Regions from separate parts of the Mus musculus genome. Here region 2 is linked to region 1. A link is a loop called in an ENCODE intact Hi-C map of the cell type or tissue named here. Cell type or tissue: heart. All regions are shown on one strand.

Region 1 (5,000 bases):
TGATAGACCTATAAGTGACTTGCTGTTAGTTTGTTGCATTTTCTGTTCCTGTTAGCCTGCGCAGAGTTAGTTTTCTATTCGTGTTCCCAAGTGAACAGCCCTGTGGAATTGGCAAGCTAGAAAGACTATTTTGTCTTGGGAGTCTCTGATTCCTTTCCGATTACTTGTTGGCTTCGCTCATGCTGTCGTCTGTGGCTTCTGCCTCGTCATTGCCACCTCCACTTTCGATGCCTGCTGCCTGTCCTTTCTCACGTTATGTGCTAGGCTCCCTTCTGCTGGTATTATCTGCATATATGAATGGGTGGAGCGATAGCATAAACACTATCTTGGCCCACAGGAAGGCTGACGGGAAATGGAGCAGTATGAAGGGATGCTGTGTTTAGAAGCATTTCAACAGTTTTAATGAAATACAAATGGAGAGAGAGTGGGAGGAGGAGATGTTTCATTTTGGGGGATGGGAGGAAATCTTCATTTAGTATGGCTTAACTCATCGTTTCTGTATTACAAGAGTCACATCTAGTATGTAGATGATGGTCTCGGGTGAATTTTATTCAGTGCAAGCATCTCTGATGGTCCTGGCAACAAGCTGGGTTAATTACTTGTCCATGTACTTTGAGGTCTTGTTTCTGTTAAGATTCTGGATTCACGGAGAGAACAACACAGACTTGGATGCTCTCAGTAGATTAAGGGCTTAGGAAAACACACCCCCTCTTCTCCCTCGAGCTTTCAAAAAGATGTTTGCATTGTTTTAAGCTGAGATCATCTTGTTGTATCAACACAAAGCCAGAAACATGAAAATAAGAATTTTTTTTTTGAACGTGTGAAAATCTTATCTGTAAATACAAGTTCTTAATTGAGTCAATATTTTTCTCTTGATCCCTGACTCAGATCATGGAGGAGACAAACACGCAGATTGCATGGCCGTCCAAACTGAAGATCGGGGCTAAATCCAAGAAAGGTAAATTTGGGACGGGGAGTAGGTATGTTTGAAAAACGAGCTTCCGGGGTTGCTGGAGCTCAGTTCTGTTCACGTTTGGCCTCAAGTGCTTGTCAAATAGCCGTATTTGGGGAGGATTTTCATGATTAAAATAAATAGGTGGCTTTGTGGCAGCAGAAAAAAAAATGCTTAAAAAAATAGTATTAAAATAGAAATGTTACCATAACGGGCTTCACAGTAACCTGTGATCTGAAGGGTATCTGTCAGATCAGCAGCCATGAAGAATGGCAGTTCTACATGGGGGTCGTAGCCTGTGTGTTTCCCTTGTGTAGACTTTAAGGTGGTTTTTTGTTTTGTTTTGTTTTTGGTTGTTGTTCTTTTTTTATTCTTTGTTTTGTTTTTTGTTTATTTTGGTTTTTTTTTGTTTTGTCATGGCCTATATTTATGAGCTGCTATATACTGTGCCCTTCTTCCACATGAATGAGCCGTAACTTCCTCCTTTCTCAAATGAATTTTTTTCCATCTACATGACAGTATTGCATGAACTGCATTTTAGATCAGACATTTCCCTGCCTTATGTATAGAGCTGCCTACCCGTAGATGGTCAGAGATGGGAGGGAACACTGTCTTATTTGTTTTTTCTAGGATTCTATGGTATTCTCTAATGTGACTTTCCAGTACGTGTTTTAAGAAATGTATTATATATACTTATATATTAATATTTATTATTATATTTATATAGATATAAATATAGGTATGTGAATATAATATATAGGAATATAATATATACTATATGTATACATAGTACATATGTAAATATATGTATTTTTTCAAATATACTATAGTTTCAGGAATCCTGCTTGTCTATATTTAACGAAGAATACAAATTTGTATAGCTATCAGGAGAATAATACGAATGCCACCAAACAGTTCTACATATAGCATTCATGCAAGCTGAGCTGTGTCCTGTGGTCTGCCCTTTGTCTTGTCATCTTGCTGCTGCTCAGTTTGTCGTCTTGTTCCACCTTCTGTGACTATATTGCCAAGTGGCATTTTAACACGGCATGGGGTCTCGGTTGCCTTTCGTGTTTTAGTCTAGATTTCCTTCAGTCTCACTTTGTGTTCCCATCTTGTAGAATAGAAATAATATTACAGAGCATTTGGGGTGTGTGTGTGTGTGTGTGTGTGTGTGTGTGTGTCTGTCTGTCTGTCTGAGTATAGACAAGGTATGCCTATAGAAACTTCAGTCTTATTACTTTTTATTTAGCTCATGGTGACAAGGAATTGGGACCACTAGTTTTTTTGGGGGGTTGTTTGTTTGTTTTTTAAGATTTATTTTATGTACATGAGGATACTGTCATTGTCCTCAGACACACCAGAAGAGGGCATCAGATCCCATTACAGATGGTTGTGAGCCACCACGTGGGTTACTGGGAATTGAACTCAGGATCTCTGGAAGAGAAACCAGTGTTCTTAACCACTGAGCCATCTCTCCAGCCTGGGACCGCTAGTTTTAACGTGTCAAAATCAGACAAGTTTCGGTTTTTGTGTGTGGTTCCAAGTCTTTGTGTAAGCTATGCATGAGCTCAATGCTAAAGAAAATGCTTCTATCCTGATTCATTGAGTCCTCTTGTCATGGGTCTGGCTGTCTAGTTCTGGATGTGCAATAGAAGAAACCAGTGCCTCACCTGTCTTCTGTTTATTTGACTGTTAAAAAAAAAATCCCTGGTTAACCAAGGGGGTGAATTGAAACTTAAGCATACCCTGGGGCCCCAGTCCCTGTTGTTGAGTGTTTTTATTTAAGAAATGTTGTTCCAGCTATAGAGTTGCAGATCCCTTTAGCTCCTTGGGTACTTTCTCTAGCTCCTCCATTGGGGGCCCTGTGATCCATCCACTAGCTGACTGTGAATTTGCTAAACACATGAAACTCAAGAAGAACGATGACCAAAGTGTGGACACTTTGCCCCTTCTTAGAATTGGGAACAAAACACCCATGGAAGGAGTTACAGAGACAAAGTTTGGAGCTGTGACGAAAGGATGGACCATCTAGAGACTGCCATATCCGGGGTTTCTGTTCTTTTAAGATGGTTTAATTTTTGAGATGAAGTTCCACTGTATTCTGTAGCCAGTAAAACTAAACAGCAGGGGGGGGTGTTGGGAAGGGAGTTGTTTGCTCATCTGGTGGGCTGTTGCCTTCTGGCCTTGTGTGTCGTAAGAGAGAGAGGGCTGTTCATTTTCAAGTCTTCCCTCATTCCCAGCCCTCATTATGAAAGAGATTAGAGTATGCATGTGTGTTCCTGGGCCCATGCCGTGTAGTAGATGATTTATTAAATCTAAGCCTCACGGTGGTGTGAAGGTCAGAGATGTGGAGATACCCCGGGCCCTGCTGAGGGATGACCCTACTATGGGTTTGTTTCATCTGCTTTTCCGGTGCTCTGCCTAAATATTTGCATCCACACAAACATTTTTTTTTATGGCCCCCTCTCTTCCTGTCTGCCGCCTCCTCCATCTTACCGGAGTCCAGTTTTGTGTTTTCCAAATTTAGCTCCCAGTAGCTCTCTTCGAACCTTATCTTTTAAGCCCTCGTGTTTGCTTTATCAGAAGGGCTGCCCGGATGCCTGTGCAGCCCGCCTTGGCAGAGGCGCTGGTGGTTACTGCCTGGCACACAGGCAGAAAGCCAGAGCCTGAGTTTACTTCAGCTAGAAAAATTTAGATTCTTCTCTAGAAAGTTCTCAATCGTTCCGAAGTGGTGGCCCGGGAAGAGGTGGGCTGGGGATTTGTATATTCGACAAGTTCCTATGGTGGTTATTAAAGGGTCGGAGAGTTCTCATTGGTAAGACAATGTGGAGTCAGGTACTGGGGCAGGGGCAGCCACAGCTGACAACAAGAGAAACCCACCCTCAAGCACCACAATGCTGTCTGTCCTGGCGTCCTAAGAGGCGCACTACTGCAGAAGATACTTCCGTCAATCTTCATGGTCAGGAGACATTTGCAGTGAAGATAACCCAGAGTTCTCTGCGTTTCGTGTGGCTCCGAGAAAAGGAACATCTGGTGTTTGTCTTCTCCTCCGCCCCCCTCACGTCTTCTCATTCTTCTTCCTTCTCCTTCTTCCTTTCCCCTCTGAGCAAATGCTTGGTAGGACAGAGTAGGAAGTATATCAGCCAAGTTGTTTTCTTGACAGTATTTTATAGGAGTGCACACAGACAGGCAGAACAGAAACACACTGTGCCCGTGTGTTTGTGTGTGTTTGCCTGCATGTACGTATGTGGGTACTCGTGTGCACTCACATGCATGCACGCGTGTAGACTGAGGAATAAAGAATTTTTATAGCTATTCCCCAGAGTGTTTGGGTTATTGGAAGGCAGAAGGTTCATTTAAGACAGAAGAACTTGAGAACTTAAGATTCCAGCAACAGGCATCTGCCTCTGTGACTCCAAGATTCTCTTCAGGGGAGTTACAACTAAGACAAATAAATACTTCATGTTTCTTCTCTCCTCTATGAATTTATTTTGTGTGGGAGCATTTAAAACTGGAGCTGTTGAAGCCAAAGAGTTTACATAGAAAAAGCTTGAGGTCTGTGCTAGCGAAACCAGTATTTAAGGATTAAAGTGTTTAAAACTATAAAGTTTTACTAACCTGGAATAACTTCAGGCAGTCTTTTCAGTCTCTGAGTGTGCTTTTCTGAGCTGTGGCCTATTTTAAGTTAAGGAAACTTCATTAAAATATGAATAGCATTTTGAACAAGTTTGCTTTTCCAAATGGAATTCTGGCTAGATCGGCCCTAACACAGAGATAAAAGCAGTTAGTAATGAGAACTTATCACACAGGGATGACTGTACTGCATACTCAAATTGGATGGCTCGGTCTCTTAAATTAGGTAAATATTTTTCTTACAGTCTTCTCTTTGCTTTTAATGGGTTCATCAATCTCTTTGTAGACTACTGAAGGTAAATGGGGGTTAATATTCAAGTTTTTACGTCCAATTCCAAGTAACTCTGGGGTCAGCATTGATGGAACTTCATTCCGGAGTTAGACAAAGTGACAGGCACTAGTCTCTCCAGGG
Region 2 (5,000 bases), 57 kb after region 1:
ATATGTGTTGGGAGACAGGAGGATTTCACGGATTTGGGCAAGACCATCACAGGAGAACCCATGCCAAGGGACTTCTCAGTGGAATGGTGGTCATGTGTGCATACCTGAAGCTTCAGGAGAGCAAACCAGAAACCCAAGAAGTTAGAGCAGAGCAAAAGCCAGAGCACCCCAGGACGGGCATTTAGAGCATCACCAAGTGCCACCACCAACCATGGGGATACCTCTACGAAGATGAATCTGATCTTTTCAGAGGCCATCACCGAGACTCCTCCATTAGAAAGGTACCATCCTTTCACACTCTTACTAACACACATTCATAGAAGGCTGTCAGACACAGAGACCAACAGTAATGTGCAACTTTCCCAACTTTCTTGGGTGGGGTCATGACTTGGGAGAACAAGAAAAAGATTGGAATATTTTTCAAAGAAAGAGTACTATAGGCAACCTCTCCTCATCCTGCTCTTGCTTCCCAGGATTTCAGAAACGGTACTAAAGACAAAGAGATGTGGATGTGGATATTTGAAAGATTCCCAGGGACAGTTCCTAGTGGGCACAAGCACAGGGCCTTCACCATTCGTCTTAACTCTGTTCAAATCCAGTTCTTGAGTGGCGATAACCCTGTCCCCAATACTCTTGTTCGGTTTCACTGGAGGACTCGGTTTCCAGGGAATGAGTATGTTTGTAAGTTACCCAGAGCAACAGCACAGCAAATGCCGGAGAAAAAACGTTGACAGCGAACACGGCCAAAAGCCCCTTGCCAAGTTGTGCCGCCGAGAAAGCTGTCCGGCCCTTATCCTTAACATTTAAAGGTCTCTGTTCTTAAAGGGATCCTGGCAAGAGTGCCTGGAATATCAAAGGCTCTAAATTAAATGCATTTGCTTTTACATCATGAGCTTGTAATTGAAGTGAATGGCACCCTCTGAATTCTTATGTGGGGATATTTTAGTTTCTGATGGAAAATACACAAGAGATTGAAGTGTGAGATAAATTATATCCATGATTCTGACACTTAGAAGTAATCACTAGCCAGGCGTGGTGGTGCACGCCTTAATCCCAGCACTTGGGAGGTAAAGGCAGGTGGATTTCTGAGTTCGAGGTCAGCCTGATCTACAGAGTGAGTCCCAGGACAGCCAGGGCTACAAAGAGAAACCTTGTCTTGAAAAAAAAAAAAAAAGAAGTAATCACTATTAATACGGCTTTTTTTCTTCTCAATATGTATATATCCTTAAAAGAAATAATACTCTAAATCTTTATTTATGTTTCCAAGTTACTCTAGGCATTTTATAGCAATATGCAACTTCATGAAGAATGTAAGAGAGACTTTGCTGTCTGTAAAATTAAAGCATATTTTTTCTTGATTTTTTTATCAATACAACGATTAACGTTGAGTTTTTTCATATTTATATAATTGCCAACTTTCCACTGAATTATTTATTCATATCCTTCACCCAGGTCCCCATGGGATCATTAGTGCCTTTTGAATTGACTTATCAAAGTTCTAGGAATAGAAAAACTGACTGTCTTTCCTTTCGGGCTTCTTGTTCATTTTCTGGGGCTTTTTGGGGAGAGGAGGAGTTGTTGCTGTTCAAAGGAAAAGCAAAATTTTAAAGACAGAGATCACACAGTTGCCATTACTTGCAATATGTAAGCAGAGTATTACTTTTTGAAACGTGCTTGGTGCATCTTGATTTAAAGATATTTGTGATTCAAGAACTATTTCAAATTGCCCTCCAACCCTGAAGACACACATCTCCCAAGACTAAGGGGTTAAGGCCCGATTTTCTTTGGTAGAGTGGGGGACCACAAGGCACAGAGAAACAGGCAGGCCCAGGGGGAGGGATGTGTGGACCATTTTCAGAATGTGCATCTTTGGGGTGGAGGGAAAAAAAAAAGAACCCTAGGCATTTTTCCAATGATAGTTTTCCTGAAAGCCCAGTTCCCTAATTTTAGGCATTTTAGATTTTCATGCATATTTTCAGGTTTCTTGAGATCGTGTGAGGAAGCTTGACACACAGGCTATAACATACAGTCAGGGGACCTGTTCTGAGCTGTCCTTCATGATAACAAAGGGAACTGTCTCACTAGACAGCACAGAAGTGATGTACCTTCAAGGTCAAGGCCAGTACCTGGCTGCTTGTCTCCTGGCGTCCTTGATTGTGACCTAAATTCTTCTTTCCTCAGGTTTCTTCTTCCAGTCTCTCTCTCTCTCTCTCTCTCTCTCTCTCTCTCTCTCTCTCGTGTGTGTGTGTGTGTGGTGTCACATGTGTATTCACAGGACTTGCTGTGTCCCCTTTATTCTGTACCGACAGCCAGCAGTTGTGTGTCAGATGTTTTGTGAACGGCCCCAGATGTTGTTAAAAAGACACACTCCTCCTTGGCTGTGGATGACAGTGCTTTGCTGTGCTCAGACCACAGGCAGGACCCCTGGGGCCTATCATGCACATGTTGACCTGTATTCCTTGGAGAGAGTGAGCATTGGTCATTTCTGGCTCTTAGATCTGTCCTCATAACCTGCTGTAATCTCAGTTTCCTGGGGAGGCTCTTTCCTGGCTTATGCATGTGCTCCCCCCCCCATCCATTAGGGGGACCTCTGAGGTCAGACCAGGATTGCATTGCAGGTGGCCAGTATTTGGTCTGGTTGTCTCCCTTCGCCATACCCCTCCTGGGTCCCAGGTCATTGCAACACATTTTAAAAGATCACGTTGCATGTCTTGGGCACTGTCCCCTCCTCATTAAAGCGGCCTGTCTAACATCCCCTGTGCAGTGACCTCATTGTGACCCCTGTGCAGACTCCCCTGTTTCCAGATTTCTTCCTGGCACTTGGCTTCCTCAACTCCCTCTTCCCAGAATCCTCTTCCTTATCTCTGGAATATAGAGGGCTGATGCCAAAAAGCCGAGTCTAGTTACATTTCTAACTTCCTTCTCCTCTGGCTCTGCAGCTCTACACTTGTTAAACACCTGTCTCCCACCTGCAGGGCACCTCTGCGGTTTATGACAGAGGTTAGTTTGTGTCGCCTTGAATAGAACGGTACAATAAAGCCCCTTCCCTCTGATTCTGTTCTCACGCTCCATGAGGACATCTGGTACTGATTATTCCTGCTGGTGCGCCCTGATTCTGCTTCGTATTTGGTGTGCGTTCTGTTGTTCTTTTCTGAGATTATTTCTAGGTTTCCCCCCAAGTCTCTATAACTCTGCATCGCATCAAACAGCTTTGGGAAGTCCCTCCAGACTCCAGGCGGAGAAGATGCATATAAGCCCTCCTTCCTCTGCTCCCTTTCCCCTGAAGGCTGGAGGCCGGTGGAGAGCATGATGATGGACTGGTATCTTTATATTTCCAAATCTTAGTCACCATGTTGAGAAATTAGTGTTTCACCCACAAAAGGCCTGACCCCCTCTCGAACTACCTTTGTGTCTCCCAAGGCTCATTGCTCCTTCTATCCAACTGAAGAAGGACCTCTGGGCGCCATCTTGGTTGGATGTACCTCTCACCCTTTCCTTTTTTTAAAAGCTAAAGCCTTCTCAAAGCTCCAGTGACAGGGATAGCTGTTTCTAAGCAGAGCTGAGCAATTGAGTTAAAACGTCCCAAGGCCATTTCCTGATGCTTTCTCTTTTGACTTCCTGGTGTCACCTGGGTGTCACAAATGGTTCTTTCTCAGAGTTTGAGCATCATCCTTCCAAAGACTACCTTGATAGGACCTTGATGTTGGGCTCTGTTGGGTTCAGACAGATGGGTACCCACCCAGTGTGGGATCATTATTCCCATGCAAACTAGGGTTTTGAATTTAAATATATCTGATTCTAGACAGCCTTTGCTCTCCTGTTGGCTATTGAGGTGGTAACCTTTCTTTTCTGTTTTAAACCAAGGCAGGCACGGAGGACCACGCCTTACCCTGAACATCATGTTAAGAGGTCACTTATCCTGACTCAGTTTATTGGGGTACCTGTTGGGAAAGAACCTTCCTTCACGGGCTCTAGGCTCTGTACTACTCTGTTCCTATTCTATTCTAAAAATCATCTGTAGTCAGGGCTCATCAGTCAGCTCAGGTTTTCTATCTTTTTGACAAAAGTGAGATGTTGCTACCTCAGCCTATGTAAAGCTTTTATTTTAAAAAAGCAAATGTCCTGCCTGGTTGTTTGTCAGCTTGATACAAGCTGGAGCGATCTGAGAGGAGAGGAACCTCAATTTGAGAAAAGGCCTCTATAAGATCAGCCTATAGGCTAACCTATAGTACATTTTCTTGAAAATGATTGACATGGGAGGAGCCAGCACACTGTGGGCGGTGTCACCCTGGGCTGGGAGGAGCCAGCTCATTGTGGGCGGTACCACCTCTGGGCTGGGAGAATCCGATCAGTGTGGGCAGTGCCACCCCCTAGACTGGTGGTACTATAAGCTTTAAAAATGCAGGCGGAGCAAACCATGAGGAACAAGCCTGTAAGCAGCACCCCTCCCTGGCCTCTGCATCAGCTCCTGCCTCAGGTTCCTGCCCCAACTTCCCTCGGTGATGAACTTAAACCTATACGCTAGAATAAACATCTCCAGTTGCTGTTGGTCCGTGGCGATTTTATCACAGCAATAAAAACCCTAACTAAAGTTCAAGTCTATCTCTGAGGTGTCCAGAGAGAAACTTAATTGTTCCACAGTAAGTATGAGCAGCCGCTGGTCGCCCTCATGTTGAATTCACCTCTGCTGATCCCCAGAGTCATTTGCCAACCTAAAGGAAATGCAATCAAATCTAGACCCGGGGGACGGACGGGGTCGTGTCAGTGATATCTCAGCTGTGACTCTGTTCAAGGAAAGTTTGAAGCCAAATCCCGTCAGCATATGAGACGCAATGCGTTTGTTTTGTGTCTTACAAAGCACGTTATTAGGGAAATACCAGCCGGGCGAGCTCTGTTTTCCATCTACTTTGATACCGAATCACACATTAGTGAATAAGGCAGAAGAGGAGGCCAAGCTGTGGCCTGGGAAGCCAGCTGCTGATCCACACCAGCTGTTGATC

The links. Peaks named below come from ENCODE experiments on the same cell type or tissue, not always from the same donor. Only the 100,000 strongest peaks of a DNase experiment are listed, where the experiment ranks them.
Region 2: a loop joins it to region 1, with 2.2 times the contacts of the local background. A loop is called at or near these places in 3 of 42 quality-filtered maps.

What each region holds. Positions count from the first base shown.
Region 1 is chr10:71,023,856-71,028,855 of GRCm38, reverse strand. It overlaps Bicc1 (BicC family RNA binding protein 1), which reads left to right. Exons shown (of 21, transcript NM_031397.3): 3 at 889-958. Among named protein-coding and RNA genes, the nearest start is that of Bicc1, 130 kb to the left of the region's middle. In heart, a CTCF peak has its summit at 3,089; DNase peaks (open chromatin) are centred at 225, 625, 3,235 and 3,385; H3K27ac peaks cover 2,170 bases.
Region 2 is chr10:70,967,104-70,972,103 of GRCm38, reverse strand. The region is part of intron 3 of Bicc1 (BicC family RNA binding protein 1); the gene reads left to right. Among named protein-coding and RNA genes, the nearest start is that of Gm24486, 88 kb to the right of the region's middle. In heart, a CTCF peak has its summit at 2,564; DNase peaks (open chromatin) are centred at 2,573 and 4,923.